2 separate regions of the Homo sapiens genome follow, and region 1 is linked to region 2. The links are chromatin loops, found by intact Hi-C in ENCODE. Cell type or tissue: PC-3. All regions are shown on one strand.

Region 1 (2,500 bases), 97 kb before region 2:
GCTACCACACGTCCAAGCCACCATCATCTCCCTCTACCTGGACCAGCCCAGGAGCCTACTTGTTAATCTTGCAGCTTCCACTTTATCCTGACCCTCCCTTCTTTCCTCCCCTACCCCAGTCAGTCTGTTTTCCACACAACTATGGAGATTCTTTGCAAAAGGAATCATGTAATGTCACTCCTCTATCCTCAGCTCCCTAACAACCCAAAGCCTTTCCCGTCGCTGACCATGCCATGCATATTCTAGGCCCTGATGCCTCTCAGACCCCCTTTCCCATGTCCGTTGACTTGCTCTCTGTTCTTTAGACATGCTCACCTCGCTGTACTTGAGCTCTTGCTCTCATGCTGGTCTTAGGGCTTTTTACTTGCCCTCTCCCTGCCTGGGATCATCTTCACTCAAATGTTGGCTCCTTCATTCCACCCAGGTGCCTGCTCAAATGTTTCCCTTCTCTGTAGCGGTATCTTCTCTTGAAAAAGAGTATTCTTTAACCTGCTTCAATTTTCCTTCCAGAACTTCTCACTGCATGACGTTATGCTCTATACGTGTTTTTTGCCAGTCTTTCCCACCACAATAAAAGCTGTACCATGTCAGGGTCTTTGCTGTGTCCACTGATATATCCCTACCACCTGGACTGGTACCTGGTACAGTAATAGATGTTTACTGAGTATTTGTGAACAAGCAAGTGAATCATCACTCATGCAGGAGAAGTAGGCAGAATCAATGTACCTGGAGCCTTGTGTGACTTAAAGGATTTTGCATTGTATCCTAAGGGCCATGAGATTAAAGGATTTCAAACATGGGAATGACAAGATGAGCTAAATTTTGGAAGTAGAGCTCCAAAGCCTTGTTTGGTTTTGAAATGGAAGGTTGAAGGAGAAGGAGATGCCAGGGATGACCCCAGGTTCATATAAAGAACAGTGGAACAGAAAGAGGGGGCATTTGCTGAGAGGTGCAGTTTGGGGAGAGAGGTCTCTTAATTTAAGGCTCAGGTTGCTTGAGATAAGTGAGAGATGCCTGGGAGATGTTCAGGTGGGTGTGGCAAGTAGGGGTTGGATGTGCAGGGCTGAAATGCCACTAGAGGGCAATTGTGCCTTTCCCTACCAGGGGAATTGGGGCTGCATATTCCATGTCAGGGCTGAAGATCTAAGCAGTGCTTGCTGTTTACTCTGTTGAAAGGTCTGTTGTCTCAGGGCTTTTAAGCATTTCACAGGTCACAAGCAGTTATTTTTCTTTCTTGAGGGTGAGGCAGGGGAGCCTTGTTTTTATCTAGTGACTGATTTCTTGATAATGAACTGGTTGCTCCCTAACTACTGACCAGATGAACTTGGACAAGTGAAGCTTTGTGAGGTCCGATTTCCTCTTCTGTATAAGAGCCATAATAATTATTATCCCCTAAATGTTTGGGTAAAAATTGGATGACATAATGCAAGTAAAGTATTGTGCAGGGATAGAACTGATACTTAAGTTAGTTTAATTTTTATGGCCATACTAATTATTATCCCCTAAATGTTTGGGTAAAAATTAGATGACATAATGCAAGTAAAGTATTGTGCAGGGATAGAACTGATACTTAAGTTAGTTTAATTTTTATGGACAGCTACAAATCTTCAGCTTCCTCCTACTCCCTCACCTCCTCCCCTAACCTCACAGGTAATTCACCAGTTACAGGCTCTCCCTTTCCAGGAAGTCTGAGCCTGCTGACACCTCAGATGTGTACTTCCCTTGAATGGTTGTGTCTCTCTTTTCAGGATATCAACCAGAAACTCCAGGAAGACAACCAGGAACTGAGGGACCTCTGCTGTTTCCTGGATGATGACCGGCAGAAAGGCAAGAGGGTGTCTCGGGAGTGGCAGAGACTGGGTCGCTACACTGCCGGGGTGATGCACAAGGAAGTGGCCTTATACCTGCAGAAGCTGAAAGACCTGGAGGTGAAGCAGGAGGAAGTGGTGAAGGAGAACATGGAGCTCAAGGAGCTCTGTGTGCTACTAGATGAGGAGAAGGGTGCAGGCTGCGCAGGCAGCCGCTGCTCCATCGACAGCCAGGCCAGCCTGTGCCAACTCACAGCCTCCACCGCACCCTACGTGCGGGATGTGGGTGACGGCAGCAGCACCTCCAGCACTGGCAGCACTGACAGCCCGGACCACCACAAGCACCACGCGAGCAGTGGCAGCCCGGAGCACCTGCAGAAGCCCCGGAGCGAGGGCAGCCCGGAGCACTCCAAGCACAGGAGCGCCAGCCCCGAGCATCCACAGAAACCCAGAGCCTGTGGAACCCCAGATCGCCCCAAAGCACTCAAAGGACCTAGCCCGGAGCACCACAAACCCTTGTGCAAGGGCAGCCCCGAACAGCAAAGGCACCCGCATCCAGGGAGCAGCCCCGAAACGCTGCCCAAGCACGTGCTGAGTGGGAGCCCGGAACACTTCCAGAAGCACCGGTCAGGGAGCAGCCCTGAACACGCCAGGCACAGTGGAGGGAGCCCGGAGCATCTTCAGAAACACGC
Region 2 (2,500 bases):
TAATTATTCATTACAGAGGGATGGAGTAGACAGAGGTCTTCAGATTTGTGTGATGAATAGTTTTCTACCTGGTCACAGTCCCAGCATTTTTATTTGTGGCAAATTCATCATGACTCACAAAGCTTTATCTTCACTTCCCACCACTCCTTACTTAAAATTTCCTTTGGTTCTTTTTTTTTTTTTCCTTTTAGCATCAAGATAAAAAGGAACAGACACTTGTGTATTTCCCAAAGCAGAAAACCGGGAATGAATTACAATGGAAATCACTGTCAGTTTTTAAGATCTTCTTATAAATACAAACTAGTTTAATGTTTTTGATTGATACTTCATAAATAATGAAGTTATTATGAAGTAAGTTAAAATTAGTTATGTCTGCATGCATATTTTAGCCTCAAAGAGTGTGTCTAATTAGGTACTTTTGATGTGTGAGACATAATTATGTTTACCTTTAATTTGGCATGAAAATGACATTTCCAGAACCGAGTTTAGTGGTGTATTTTCCAACACACCGATAGAGAAATGCATTTCATCTCCTGGGGCCCTGTTGCTTCTTCCCACCATGCCCCCCCCACCCCAAAAATCATCATTAAAGTTAAATCAATATTTTTTAAAAAACAAATCTGTTTGTGCCTAAATTATACATCCTAAGACCAGAGCACCAAAATTAACACCATTTTCCTAGTCAGTGAACCTTGAAAATGTGTAATTTGGTGTCTACATTAATGGTTCACATGACTTGTGTTGCGGGGAGAAATCACATCTGCTCTCTGCAGTGAAGTGATAATTATTTCTAAAGGTCTGTGTACAGAGAGCCTTATGACCCTTTAGTTGCTGATAGTTTCACTAACATGGCAGTAAGAGTTTCAATAATGTAAGCAGAGGTGGCCTAAGTAGCACTAGAATGAGATAAGGACCTGGAGTGCTGACCCGGGTTCCAGGGTACAGGCAGAACTGCCCAAGCTGTAGTTAGCATGCCAAATGAAAGTATTCAGGTTCATAAGTCAGTAGGCAACACAGGACCCATGATTTCTTATTATCAGCTGACTTCAGATTCAGATTACCACTCTTTTTTTCTCTCTGTTCTTTGCATATGGATTTTTTTAATGTATTTATTTATTCTACCTATGCTTATTGGTTATTGTTTACTATTCAGTATGACAGACATGGGGATATAGGCCTGGCAAATAAGTTGTCAAGAAAATAGATCATCCAACATAGTGTAAGTATTCTGATAGGACTGTATGAACACTAGGGGATGCAGTTACCCCAGGTTGGGTTGAAGAGGAGCTCATGAAAGGCATCTGAGCCAAGTCTTGAAAGTTGAGTAGGATTTCATTGGGCAAAGGGGGTGATATGGGTGGTAGAAGGACATTATAACCAGAGGGAGCAGCATGAGAGAGGGTGGCACACTTGGGAGTCTATGTAGTTTAGTATGCTTGGAGCACAGGGTACAACAGTGGTAGAGGTGGCATGGGAGATTGTGAGAGGTGAGGCGGAGATGTAGGCATGGACCAGATCTTGAAAAGATCTCAGTGGTCATCCCTACCATCTTCTTTCCACTATTCATCTGCTTTCCATCTACTTTTTACAGAGTATGTAAACCTCATCTCTGTTGTCCGAATTGTCATGAGTTTTCAATTAATGAAGCTTAATTTAATGGTTTTATTATTTTTGGAGGGGGTATAGTTAAAGTCCACCAGGACATTCTGGTCTTATAAGAACACGCTGGCAGTAAAGTATGATATCTTTGTCAGATGGTTTCTATTTTAATACTTAATATTTTATATTTCAACTGCAGATCAAACTGAAGAACTTGTCTCTGGTACTAGGCTATGGGTCAAACCTTATCCCAGAGGGGTCGAGGTGGTGATTGTCCTGGTTCAAGCCAGACCCTCATTTCCTGCTATTGTCTGGTTCTGAGTTATTCTACAGTCTGCTGCTCTGCTCTGCCCTATTCTGGCCACATCCTTCTATAATTCTCTTCTTTTATTCTTGCATCAGTGCTGACATTTCAATTGTAGTGAGTCCTCAAGCTCTATGTCTGTAATCACTCAAAGATCAGTCTTAGATTTAAGCCATTATCTTTCTGTCATCCTAGCTAGTTAATTATTAACTATATAATCCATGTAAATGATAGAGGTGTAACATTTTTGCTAATACTAACATGGAATCTCTATTTTTTTCAGTCTGCTTTTTTTTTCTGGTTTTGGTTGGAGGGGCCCTATGAATATCTGTCATTTATAGCTGTGGGGGTGGGAAAGAGAACAGGCTTTTTTTGCCATTTCCTGTGTTTACAGGTGATCAAATATGCCTGATTCTGTGCCCCTCTACTATGGCAAATGAATTATATTTGTGTCCATGGTGAAATTTTGCTGTTTCACTGTTTCAAACTTAGCTGTTTGTTGAATCCATAGTTAATAACATCACTAGTGGTGATCATTTAACTATCTAGAAGACAGGCAGAAGAAGCAAATAGTGTAGATAATTCTGAAATTATGTA

Evidence for each region. Peaks named below come from ENCODE experiments on the same cell type or tissue, not always from the same donor. Only the 100,000 strongest peaks of a DNase experiment are listed, where the experiment ranks them.
Region 1: it touches region 2 in a loop (4-fold over the local background); 4 of 110 quality-filtered maps call a loop at or near these places.

The regions. Positions count from the first base shown.
Region 1 is chr2:56,190,729-56,193,228 of GRCh38, forward strand. CCDC85A (coiled-coil domain containing 85A) reads left to right here. Exons shown (of 6, transcript NM_001080433.2): 2 at 1,749-2,500. Among named protein-coding and RNA genes, the nearest start is that of CCDC85A, 8.0 kb to the left of the region's middle. In PC-3, a CTCF peak has its summit at 1,071 (motif pointing right); a DNase peak (open chromatin) is centred at 1,103; H3K27me3 peaks cover 1,412 bases.
Region 2 is chr2:56,288,129-56,290,628 of GRCh38, forward strand. All of the region lies in intron 2 of CCDC85A (coiled-coil domain containing 85A), which reads left to right. Among named protein-coding and RNA genes, the nearest start is that of CCDC85A, 110 kb to the left of the region's middle. RefSeq lists an enhancer at 1-683. In PC-3, a CTCF peak has its summit at 1,236; a DNase peak (open chromatin) is centred at 63; H3K27ac peaks cover 534 bases.